2 separate regions of the Homo sapiens genome follow, and region 1 is linked to region 2. The links are chromatin contacts, found by Hi-C or POLR2A ChIA-PET in ENCODE. All regions are on one chromosome and are shown on one strand. Each heading gives the region's core, a stretch centred on a gene start or an enhancer-like site at or near the end of the contact. The rest is flanking DNA. Distances are from core to core; before and after follow the strand shown.

Evidence for each region. Hi-C counts contacts between places; a loop is a spot of excess contacts on that map. ChIA-PET counts read pairs that join two places held with the same protein, here RNA polymerase II (POLR2A). Pooled maps may share reads with other maps.
Region 1: a map of ascending aorta shows a loop between it and region 2 (3-fold over the local background). The contact joins the enhancer-like site here to the promoter of PCDH8 in region 2. A Hi-C loop is called at or near these places in 2 of 168 maps with a recorded cell type or tissue (ascending aorta and endothelial cell of umbilical vein), 15 of 37 single-sample maps with no recorded cell type and 6 of 50 pooled maps. POLR2A ChIA-PET finds 5 or more read pairs at or near these places in 3 of 52 experiments (B cell, IMR-90 and WTC11).

What each region holds. Positions count from the first base shown.
Region 1 is chr13:52,919,004-52,925,029 of GRCh38, forward strand. No RefSeq gene overlaps it. Among named protein-coding and RNA genes, the nearest start is that of PCDH8, 73 kb to the left of the region's middle. RefSeq lists an enhancer at 2,149-2,198. Within about 2 kb of position 2,373, at least 2 of the 41 ENCODE cell types and tissues checked have a DNase peak (open chromatin) inside an H3K27ac peak, as active enhancers do.
Region 2 is chr13:52,845,452-52,852,181 of GRCh38, forward strand. PCDH8 (protocadherin 8) reads right to left here and starts at 3,189. Exons shown (of 3, transcript NM_002590.4): 1 at 355-3,189; 2 at 1-181. The coding sequence starts at 2,985. RefSeq lists enhancers at 1,374-2,262, 2,263-3,152, 3,283-3,577, 4,923-5,217, 5,892-6,101.

The DNA.
Region 1 (6,026 bases), core at 1,123-3,622, 73 kb after region 2:
TAGCTAACATTACTGGCAACTATTCTAACACATCTTTTGTGAATGTAACTCATTATCCTCATTTTCCAGATAAGGAAACTGAGGCACAGACAGCATATGTAACTTGCCCAAAGTCACACAGTAAATAATTTGAATTGAGGGAATATGGCTCCAGATCCCATATCCTTAATCGCCACTGTCTGCTGCTCCCTCCTAGTTATGTACAGGTCATTGCTAACTTTGTTGAGAGCTTTTTAGGCTGCATAAATTGGGAAGATGCTAGACTGAAAATTCTTCACAGGCCTTCATGCTGCAGCCTCCCTTTTCATGAGTTTGAGGCCCTTCCAGTCTGCTAGATCATATAAAATGGCTTTGACGTCTTCCACTATGTGGGAGAGTATTTGGTTGCTTCCTGAGCCCTGGTAAGACACAGGGGACTTTGTAAGGCAGATTTTGGTACCCCATAGATATGGTGATTCTATGTTTTAACTTGCCTGTGACTGTTTGAGTTTATCGTTTTCCTGGCGTTATTATGAGTAGCTCCCCCTTTCATTCTTAAGAGTGTCTCAGTTTGAATGGTAAATTATATGGTCTCCCATGATGGTCAGTTCTATGTATCAACTTGGCTATAGTATAGTGCCCAGTTACTCAGTCAGAGATTGACTTGGGTGTTGCTGTGTAGGCATTTTGTAGGGGTGATTAAAGTCTATAATCAGTTTACTTTAAGTAAAGAAGATTATCCTAGATAATCTGGATGGGCCTGATTCAATCAGATGAAAAGCTTTAAGAGCAGAATCCAGGTTTCCCTGAAGAAGAATTTCAGTCTGTGGACAGCAGCATCAGCTCCTGCCCAAGATTTCTAGCCTGACCTTCCTGACAGCCTGCCCTGTGGTTTTTGAACTTTCCTAGCCAGTCCCTACAGTTGCATATGCCAGTTCCTTGAAATCAGTGTCTTAACATGTATACCCTGGTTTTGTTTCTCTGGTAGAATCCTGACTGACATATCTTCCTGCCCATGGAGCCATCCCTGCCTGTGCCACAGTGGCCCAGGGAATTGGGGTGAGCTGGGGTTGCTTTCTTCCAGGGCTCTGGACTGGAGGCAATGGGAATTTGGAAGTTGTGGGGGATTTTTTGTTGTTATGATGATGGAGGACACTATTGAGACTTAGTGCCCAGGTGCTAGGATGCTAAATGCTCTGCTCTGCATAGCAGCCCTACGGAACAGAGAATTGTCTTGCCTAAAATACCCATAACACTCCATTTAGAAATATGGGGGCTTTTGTAAAGTGGGAACGGTAAAAAGAGAGGGCCAAGGGAATTGAGGACTCTGGCAGAGGGTTGCTGACATGAAGGGCGAGAGACCCAGGGTAGGTTAGGAGGGAAGTGAAGAAAGGAAAGCACTCATAGGGGATGAAGGAACTGGAGGTCCTAATGGGCTTGACAAATAAACAAGAAAGAAAATAAAATAAATACAGGGGAAAAAATCATAGTAGAGAAAAAAACAAAATCACACACACACACACACACACACACACACACACACACCCCCCCTAAACTATAACTTCTCTGTGAGTATGATGACATAAAAACAAAAAAGTTAAAACAGTTTGATTTGCTGGGGGTGGCAGGATTGTGGGTGAAATGTGGCGAGCCCATAAACAAGAAAGGTGCTTGGAGAGGAGGTTGTCATCTTGGAGTAGGATGCTGGAATGAGTGATTTTGGAGGTGAAGTAGTTTCCATTGGTGACAAAGTCCATGTGTGACCCCGGAGGTAGGGGGTAGAGGTGAGTATAAGAGTCCACAGGGACTTAGGTCAAGAGCCTGACAGATGGGTGATCCATACAACCTCCGCCTCCCGAGTTCAAGTGGTTCTCCTGCCTCAGCCTCCCAAGTAATTGGGACTACAGGCACACACCACCACGCCCAGCTAATTTTTTGTATTTTTAGTAGAGATGGGGTTTCACCCTGTTGGCCAGGATGGTCTTGATCTCTCGACCTCGTGATTCGCCCACCTGGGCCTCCCAAAGGGCTGGGATTACAGATGTGAGCCACCGTGCCCGGCCCACACTACTGTTTTGATGGAGTGGAAGCAAGTCCAAAGTTGTGAGGAGTAAATAAATGATGGATTGAGAAATTCTCTGTGAACCCTCAATGGAGTTATTGTGCAGAGCTTCTATAGAAGGGGACCTGTCTCTTTGTGCTACGTGTTTATCTGCTTGTCTAGGGGAAGCCAAAGCAGATTCTTGTCACCTTCATTCTCAGTGTTGGGGAAGTATGCTGCTGGAGCGTGGCCTTCACCTTTTCTATGGCCCCTCTCAGCATCCGAAGCACAGCAAGGTATCACATGATGTGACTGTCACTAGTAAGCTCATGTGACATGACACAGGGAGGACTTATCCAAAACAATAAAGGGAACTGAAAGTCAGAAAGCAGAAGTGGCCACATATTAGATTTTGTATGCATTCATGGGTAAGCTGAGATTAAACCACTCAGCATTTGTTCCTAAGTGCGAAGCCAGAGAGGGCTCTGAGGCAGAAATGCTCAGTGTTCACCCACAACTAGAGTGACCCTGCTGTGATTTCTGCCTTCACAACCATGTGGATTTAGTGCCTTCCCCAAAACTTGTTTCTCGTTGAAAGAAGGAGGGTCCAAATGCCCACAGTCACAGGATGATAGATTCAGTACAAAGTTATGGAGACAGTATGGGCAGGCATGGCCATGGTCAACCATTGGCCAAAATTCAAGGCTGTGGAACACATAGAGCCTCTATTGAGGAGGGAGCTTGTTCAGACTTTGCTATTAGGAGACTCTTTTTACTCAGAAGACAAAGCAACATATTCTTTGTGCTCCTTTCTGCATTTCTTCTCCAGCTAAGTGCTGGTGGCTCTTACTGTGAGCTTCGTGGGTTTCACTAGAGCACTGTGGGCAACTCAGACTGCTGGTCTCTCACAGGACTCCTCTGAGTGATAATTAGATGGTATACTTTATGAGCTCATGGTAGACAGTCTAAATGTAATTGTAATAAAGTTTTCTTCATGGCAGCTTAACATACTAAGGATAGGAACATCACTTCTCAGCTAAGGAGCTAAGTGCAGAGAAGGCCAGTGACTAAAATGAGTTCAACCAGTCAGTGGCTTGGACTGGCTCTGAAGTTGCAGTTGTTGTCTAATGACAATGGTATTTGAGTGTTTACTATAAGTGAGGTGCTTTGCGTGGTTTATTTTGTTATTGTTTTTTATAGAGATAGAGTCTCATTCTGTCACCCAGACTGGAGTACAGTGGCATGATCATAGCTCACTGTAACCTTGAACTTCTGGACTCAAGTAATCCTCCCACCTCAGCCTTTCGAGTAGCTGGGACTATAGGCCTGTGCCATCGTGCCTGGCTAATTAAAAAAAATTTTTTTTTGGTAGAGATAGAGTCTCACTATGTTGCCCTGGCTGGTCTCAAATTCCTGGCTTCAAGTGATCCTTCCACCTCGGCCTCCCAAATGCTGGGATTATAGGTGTGAGCCACCACACTCAGCCAGCATGGTTTATTTTTACTGTTTCTTACGACTGTCCTATCATCATCATCACCATCATCATAATCAACTCTGCATATTATGGGACAAGAAACTGAAAAAAATTTAAATTAATTTTCTCGGAGTTGGATAACTGGCAGATGGTGGGATTTAAACTCAAACCATCTGGCTCCAGAATGGGCGTGCTGAACTCTTGCCTTGTGCTGCTCTGCTCTGTCCTGTCTGCTTGTACAAATTCACTGCCAATCCGTAGCAATTCCCCTCTGCTAGGTGCTGTGTTGGGATGAGAGTTATGAGCATCTGCAAGGTACCAGAGAAAGTGATAGAAATTGATGGGCACAAATATGGGAATAATGCCAGATTGCTGCAGAGTAGCCATACCCTGTAACTGCATGTGAGCATCTTTTATGTGAATGTCAAGGTTGTGTTGTGGGGTGTTCTGACATGGCTACCCTGCTGGGGCCTGTGAGATTAAGATAGACCCCTCTGGGTAGGCTTGGTCCTGTCTGTAGGGAGAGATTATTCCTGGCGTCTATCATTTTGGAAAGAGACAGATTCTTAGGAACCAAACCATGGGGATGGAGAGAACTCCACCCTGTCTTTTTGCTAGTACTCTGCAGACTCTGAGGAATGACAGTGTCTGGGATTACACCCTGCATGGGGGATGTTGAGGGTGGTGGCTTTCATGCTGAGGTGAGGGAGAGAAGGGAGGAGGAGGTGAGTGCTATGGTGCTTGCCAACTGAAGAGAAATAAGCAATATTTTACTAGAGGGATGAGCTAGATTTTATATATGCTTTGTGCTTTTCCATTTTGTTACCCCCAGCCATTAGTAAAGACTTTTTGATTATTTCATCTCAGAGCTAGCTGTGCTACCATGTATATGGGGAAGAGGTAGCTTGTGAACACTTGGGTTTGACATAAAGAGGGAACTGCAGTGCCCCCTTGAAACAAACATGGGACTTGTTTGGAAAGCCCAGGAGGAAGGTGCAGTTCCCTACATAGAGTCCCAATGTCCTAATAAGTGCTCCCTCCAGAAGAGGCACCTCAAGGGTTACATCTGGAGGTTTGGAATTTTGTCTGAGGGTGGTGGCATTTCCTTCTTCCTCCAGGCTAACCCCTGCCCCTTTTGCAGCCTGACAGCTCTTTTGGAGGAGTGAGCTGCCCTGGAGCTATGAGGGCAGAATTCTTTCATGATCCACAAAATCCCATAGATGCCCACCAAACACACAGCTCTCCATCACTGTTGCCATCAGCGAGAGTTATTGCAGAGAGAGATTTAAAAAATGTAATTACTTTCCTATACAACTTCATAACAACATGAAAAGATTGAAGTTGAAAAAAATTCACCCACAATCCTGCCACCCTCAACAAATCAAATTGTTTTAATTTTTTTGTTTTTATGTTATTATACTCATAGAGAAGGTATAGGTTAGGGTTTTCGTGTGTGTGTGTGTGTGTGTGTGTGTGTGGTGTTTTTGTTTTTTTCTCTACTATGACTTTTTTCCCCTGTATTTATTTTCTGTACTAGAAAACATCTCTATTTTTTATTTGATTTTTTTCCCAATATGTTCCAGATTTTCTGGAACAATCCACCCTCATTTATTTCTGATCTTCAAATCATTAAATGTATAACAAAATGTGAGTTAGTTTTATACACCTCTGTAAGGTGATAGAAATAAATTCATTCATTAGGAAGAAATTTTTTGTCACACTTTTAATTTTTTATTATTGATTTTTTCCATATTTCTGCAAAGTGTTTGTAATTATAGTGCACAGATTCTTAACTGGAGGGTGATTTTGCCCTGCGGGGGACATCTGGCCATGTCTAGAGACATTTTTGGTTGTTACCACTAGGGCATGAAACCCCTACCACCTAGCAGGTAGAGTCCAGGAATGCTGCTAAACAATCCGCAATGCACAACACAGGGCTCACCATGAAGAAAGATCTGGCTGTAAATGTCACTGGTGGTGAGGCGGAGAACTCCTGTTGCAATGTGAAACGGTGACTTCATAGTCCTAAGAGCAGATGCCTGCTTTACTTCAGCCTCCCCTTCTCTCCTTGCTGGACATTAGTTTTCAGTCCCTGTTTTTCAGTGTTGTAATGAGCATATTCATATGTCGAGGTCCGTCTTGCTTTGAGATTGCAGTGGATTATTGCAAAGGGGATTGCCAGCCACCACCTGGCTCCTCTGAGGGTGGAACTCAGACCGGGTGCTCTGGCTTTCCTACAAACAGCTCAGGCTGATTGTAATTCCAGTTACTGAAATCTAGAGGAGCAAATTCCCAGGCAGCAGGAATACAGTGGTGCAGGCATGAAACTGGGAGGAGAGGCAAAAGCTGGAAGGCAAACCTTTGGGAGCAGTGGGATTCAGAGATTAGGAAAGTGAAATGGATTCACACTGATTCTAAAAGCATTTGCTTAGGGAAGTCAGTGTGGGCCTACCAGTGCCTGGCCGCACCCAGCTAACATTGCAGCCCTCTCCACATTTCCTCTCCATCTTCTCTGCTTTATCTTTCTCTTCA
Region 2 (6,730 bases), core at 1,939-4,438:
TTTTCAGAGCGTCCCCGCTGATGTCGGAATCGCTGTCGTTGAAATCACTGTCCCCTTTACCGCTGTCTTTGCCGCTGAACTTCTCTGCTTCTCTGCCAGAAATGGTGTTGAAGGAGTGTCCTTTCCACACCGCCACAGGGGGCGCCGGCTCCTTTCCAAAACCCGGGGAGGCACCGTAGGGCTGCAGCAGGGAATAGGGGAATGGGAGTGGGGGGAGGGTTGGATAAGAAACAAACAAAAAACAAGTGCGACAGGTTGTCTACCTGAATGCACCCACCCTACCCCTCCAGTCTCCCTTCCCCCAGCCTGTCCGCGGAGCTCGGAGGGGGGCGCCCAGCCGAAGGAAGGCCTCACCTCGGCGTGCGCGCCGCGGAGCCGCTGCTGCCCCTCGAAGTGACAGGCGCTTTCCCCAGTGGCGCTGCCGCCCTCTGAGCCCGGCACTTCGGCCGCGGCGACCGCAGGCGGAGGCGCGTCCGCCGCGGGGCTGCCAAAGGGCGCTTTGCCGGTGCCAGGGAAGGTGAGCACGTCGAACATGTTGGGCCTGGGCCCGGCTCCCCGGGCGGCCTCCTCCGGGGAGCCGGGAGCCGAGGCTCCGCCGCCCGCCGCCCCGGGCCGCTCTTCCCGGAGGGCCCCCCCTTTGCGCACCTCCTTCTTGCGGCGGTTGCAGGTGGTGGCGATGGCGATGATGGCGGCCAGCAGCAGCGTGCAGCTCCCGGCCAGCACGATGATGACGATCAGCGGCGTGTCCCATTGCAGCACCGACCCGGACACCCCGAGCCGAGAGCCAGGCGGGCGGGAACGCTCCGGGCTTCCTGCACTGGCAGGCGCAGCCGGCCCACGCCCGCCCCCTGCTGTTACCACGAAGCTGACAGTTGCGGTGGTGGTGAGCGGGGGACGGCCGCCGTCGGATATGACCAGGAGCGCCCTGAACACGCGACCGGGTGGCTCCTGCGAGAGGTCGCCGGTGAGCAGTATCTCCCCCGTGCGGCGGCCGATGGCGAAGGCTTCGCGCGGCTCCTGCTGCTGCAGCTCGAACGCCAGCTCCCCGTTGGCTCCCTCGTCTGCATCCCGGGCCTGCACACGGGCCACAACCGTGTCCTTTGCGGTGCGCCCAGGCACCGCCACTTCTAGGGAGCCATTGGCTGGCGCCGGGTGCACCAGGACTGGCGCATGGTCGTTCTGGTCCAGCACGCGCACTTGCACTAGGGCGCTGCTGGAAAGCTGAGGGGAGCCGCCGTCGCTAGCTTGGATGCGAACGTCGAGTTGGCGCAGCGTCTCATAGTCGAAGCTGCGCAGCGCGTAGATGGCTCCGGTAGCTGGGTCCACCGAGACATAAGTGGACACGGCGCCCCCGGCGCGGCCCACCTCGGCCTCCAGCAGCCGGTAGGTGACCTGGCCGTTGCGGCCCAGGTCCCGGTCGCGGGCGGCCACCGTGGCCAGGTAGGCGCCTGGCGGGTTGTTCTCGCGCACCGACACCTCATAGACCGGCCGCGTGAAGAGCGGCGCGTTGTCGTTCTCGTCGCCCACACGCACCGTGTAGGGCCGCACTGTGCGCAGCGGGGGCGCGCCGCGATCCTCGGCCACCAGCGTCAAGTTGTACTCGGCGATGCGTTCGCGGTCCAGCGACGCCGCGGTCACCACCAGGTAGCTGCCCGCGTAGGCCGGCTGCAGCCGGAAGTGCTCGTGCCCATAGAGGGCGCAGCGCACTTGCCCGTTGGCGCCCGAGTCCCTGTCCGAGGTGCTGACCAGGGCCACCAGGCTCTCGCGCGCCGCCCCCTCCGGCACCAGCGAAGTGGCACCAGCCTCCGGCGTCCCGGCTCCCGCCGGCGAGCTAGCGTCCGCTCCCCCGAGTGCAGCGGCGGCGGCGGCAGCGGCGAAGGGTGAGGTTGCCGGCGCGCCTGGGGCGGCCAGCGGGGTGATGGCGATGTCGGGTGCGTTGTCATTGACGTCTCGGATGCGCACGATGACCTTGCAGGTGGCAGCGCGGGGCCCGGGTCCGCGGTCCTGCGCCCGCACGTCCAGCTCGTAGGTGTCCTGACGCTCGTAGTCCACGGGCCCGGCCAGGGTGAGGCGGCCTGATCGCGGGTCAAGCCGAAAGAGGCGGCGCGCCTCCGGCGGGGTGCGGGCGCCAAATGCGAACACCACGTCGCCGTTAGGTCCCTCGTCGGGGTCGGCTGCGTCCAGGTCGAGAAGCAGGGAGCCCACGGGCGCGTCTTCCGCCAGCTCCACTTCGGCCACGGCGCCCTGCGGGAAGGCCGGGCTGTGGTCATTCGCATCCAGGACGCGCACGCTGAGGGCAGCCGTGGCGGAGCGCGGCGGGCGGCCGCCGTCCTGGGCCACCAGCTCCAGGCTGTAGGCGGCCTGGCTCTCGCGGTCCAGCTCCTGCAGCAGCACCAGGTCTGCGCACTGAGCGCCGTCCGCTCGCGTCTGCAGCTCCACGCGAAAGGGGCTGTGCGGCTCGGCCAGGCGCACGGTCTGCAGCCCGTTGGCGCCCACGTCCTCGTCCACCGGCACCTCCAAGGGGATGCGCGTGCCCACTGCCGCACCCTCGGACACCTCTACCGGGATCTGGGCCCTGGGGAAGCGCGGCGCGTGGTCGTTGACGTCCCTCACCTCTACCTCCACGTGCACCAGCCGGAACTGCTCCTGCGAGAAGCTGACCACATCGAAGGCCAGCACGCACTGCGGGGCCTGGCCACACAGCCGCTCGCGGTCCAGGCCGGCGTCCCCGACGGTCAGCTGCCCGTCGCCTTCGCGCACCCGGAGCAGAGAGCTGTTGAATTGCTTCATCAGGCGGAAGCTTGTGTCACCCGATACTTTCATATGCAGGTCCTCGGCCAGGGTCCCGATGACCGTGCCGGGGGCATCCTCCTCGAAGGTGCTGTATCGGACTGTTTTGCTCTGGGCCACTGAGAGCACCCAGCAGAGGCTGAAGAGCTGCAAGGGGAAAAGGCAGGGGCTGCCCCAACGCCTCACAGGACTCATGCCTCCAGCCTCAAGTGCGATCCGAAAGGCTAAGGAAGTCTTCTCTGGTTTCCAGGTCGGGCGTCAGTCTCAGGCTCTCGGAATCACGCTCTTTGCGAGCCCTGTGCGGGAGAAGTCTGCGGGTAGCAGCTCCGAGCCTCCAGCGGGCTCTGAGGACGCGCGGACCCGCCCTCACTCTGCGCCTCTCCGTCTCTTACAGAAGCTGCGCCGCCTCGCGCCGCCTTTGCCTTTATAGCCGCCGATATGCTAATCACCCGAGCCGGGTAGCCAATGGCCGCCTCCCCCTCGCGTCGCCCCTCCGCCTGCCTCTGACAATCCCTTTAATGTGGAAAGGCTTAGAGGGGAAAACAAGAAAGGAAAATTAGGGAATCTTTCTTTTGTTTAACTCCTTTTGCTTTTTCCCCCTTTTCTTGTCAGCACCCTGCATGTAGAGGAGTTGGCACAGGGCTCCAGGAGTAAAAGGAGCGGATGGTTTTGTTAATTGTCGCCTGCCTCCCTCCGTGCCGCGGCTAGAACTAAGTGCGAACACGCTGGGGTTTCACCCCAGTGGCTCCTGATTCCGCCTTCCCCCAGCCCCTGCCAACACACACACTCTGCATTTTGCACCTCTGACGCTTCCAAACCCTTGCAGCCCCCTACCCACAGACTTGCTCTGCTGAATGAGGCTCTGCTTTCCTTCTCTCCTAGCTACGGTGCCTGGAATAGCCTCTCGATTAAGAAGCCTGAAGGATAAGGGAAAATTGATTTTATTCAAATTTGTGTACTCAATTGTGTTTTGCTCGTGTGAGCCCCAGTGATCAGAGCTGCCACTTCCCTTTCAGAAAAGAGCCCCGCGATATGTTAGTATGCACGTCACTGTCCAAGTGGCCTTCTTAAGCCCTGGGAGCTAGCAGGCAAGGAAAAAAAAGTTCCAAATAGGATTTAGCATAAGCTTGAGGAGATTTGGAAAGGTTTCAAAGATCAGACTGTATCAAAGGCTTATGAAGCCCTCGTTAGCAGTGGAAATAGAATGGTGTGGCAGGCGATCCCATTGGAGGCCCCAATGTCTGTATTATTTCACTGTGACAAGCTAAGGGGAGAGAAAGTTGAACAGTTTCCACAGCGGAGTTGGACTAACTTGAATATAATGAGCAAACGCCACATGTATCCATTATGTTCCTCTATTCATCCCCAATCACTGCCATAACTCTCCGGCTAAACGGTGATGGGCGCTGAATTCCACACAATACCCGGCTCGTATTAAAGTGCATTTAGAGAACTTTTTCCTCCTGATGCCTTGTTCCGCCTATTTAGAGGATTTTCTTTCTGTTCTAATAGGGCCACTCTGGGAAGCAACACTCGTCCGGTTCCAGAAGAACAAAATCACAGCGTGACGTTGAAACCTGGCAGGAACGTGGGGGGAACTTAACCATCTGCTTAGGAAAGTGTGGAGCTTCGGCACTGCCAAAATCTGGGCTGGGCGGATCCTGGGGCTGGCCGGGCGCTGCGCTGCCCCACAGATAGCCCCCTCCCATCCCTGACGGCCAGGGAGATGGAGCTCGGATCTGCAACAAGACGGATTCTTAATGATTCTTACTGAAGGGCTTTATTGAGCAGGCTATGCAAATACACACGAAGGAGGAAAGGTAAAAAACAAAAGCCACTCACTGGAAGAAATTTTTCTTTTTAGGCGATAGGTTTGGTAAGTAGATTGAATTCAGTAAACATTCTTCAGAATCCCGATTTTGGTCCTGCTGTCAGCGTCCTATCCATGTTTTCCTTTCCCTCAAACTCGAGGGAGTGTGTTTTGGGTTTTTTTTCAGAAGAGGGTCAGGAGTTTCCTTGGAGTAGGGAGACCAAGCAGGGAGCTGGGTGGCAGGGATGAGAGGTGCTTGGAATTGTCAGAGAGCGGAACATGCAGCTCCAGCCATCCATAAATACAAGCTCTTATAAGACTGGGGAGGGGGATGATGAGTGGCTGGAGACTTCCTCAGAGGGGTGTGTCTCTGGGTTCCCTTCTCCACCTCTTCCACCTTGTAGTCTTGGGAATGCTAAAAGCAATAAGGCCAGGCATCTGCAGCCGCGTGGGGACGTGGAAGGAGGAGCGCCCCCTACAGGAGCCCAAATCGCAGCCCTTTCTTCCGCTGTCTTCCATCTCCCAAGTGCGATTTAGTATGTAGCCCTCCCACCGTCCCCGCCCAAGAGATATTCCTTGGGGGGTACACGCAGTCGAAGGAACTTTCTATTTTCCTTCCGAGCCCCGCAACACTCCCACCCCAACCTGGGGCTGGCTGGTGACCTTTAGCGCCCCTAGGCTAACGTCATCTCTCCTCACCCCTCTTCCCCCGGAGACCCAGACGGGAACAGGTTCAGAACTTGGCTGGTGGACAGCGGCCTCAGCGCTTCCGCTGGCGTACCCAGGGCAAGGTCAGGCCCGCCTGGCGCTGCTGCTGCCGGGCGGAGGACCCGGAAGGTGGGGAAAGTGGGTGGAAATGGGGCCGGAGTCCCAAAGGAAGGGATTTCAGCGGTTTCCGCGAGCACAGCCCGGCCGCGAATGGCTGGGACCCGGACCTCGCGCCAGCGCCCCCTGCGCATCTGCACCCCGCAGTTCTGGGCTGGACTCGGGAGCCCCGCCACGCGCTAAGTTTGGGTTTTTCGCTTGGCCAGAGATTCGGAACTACTTGCAATTTCTACTCAAAGTGCTTCCGCGTCAGCATGCTCATTCTCAAGGCTGAAATAAACCAAGGCGTGCTTGAAAGTGGGAAAAGGAAAGGGGAGTAGGGGCAGGCAAAAGCCAGGAGGCGGGAGGAGGGGTGTAGGGTGGCTGGTAGCAGGTCTAAAGTGTTTTTTCCGCGGCCAGGCCCTCGTCGATCGGAAGTAGCCACGACGGCGGCGGCGCCGGGAGGCTGAGAGCTGGGAGCCGGGGAGCCCGGGAAGGGAGCCGCGAGCCTCCAGCCGCCACCGGCGCGCACAGGTCTTTCCGTGCCGGCGGTGGAGGTGTGAAGGCACGCGAACACCGTGAGCTCCGGGCCGGCAGCGGACAGCCACTCGATTATGGAAATACGATTTAAAATAGCACATCAACGTCCGCAGCAACTCCCCGGGAAGGAAAATATGTCCGGGGAGGTGGCGCTGGAGAGGAGTAGGGGAAAGGGAGGGGAGCTCGCCCGCCCGGGTGCTGATCAGGCCTCACAAAAGCCGCTCGAATCGCCTTGTTATCATACCAAAAGGTCTGGGCAGGCCCAAAGGAGCCCCTTTCTCTCGGTTTTAGCAACTTCGCCGGCAACTGTCTCGCAATCTTGAGAACAAACACAGCTCCACAATGGCCGGCGTTTTCTCGGAATGCAAATGTTGCGGGCTCCGCAAAGCTGGGTTTCTGTTACCGAGCCTAATGCCGGCATTGTGAAACTCGCGTGCAAACACCAAGATTGACATGGGCGTCACGTGATGGATTAGGGCTCCAGGAAAGTTTTCAAAGAGGCGACAATGGGGGGCTCAGACTGATCTGATATCTCCCACAGTTTAGCGGGAAAGAAAATCAGGATATATTCTCATATGTAATAGGATTATCTTGTCCATTTCAAGTTCTATACAGCATGTAATTTATTTTTAATTAGGATTATATCTACCAGGAAAGGGTACTAGACTTCACTGGAAAGTGTAATTCTAAGGATGGATGAAGAGGGGTTATTTTTTAAACTTTTACTTTTTTTTTTCCTTTAAAAATAAGCCCAGGGCCCTGGTTTTTCCTCCTACAGGCTCACCA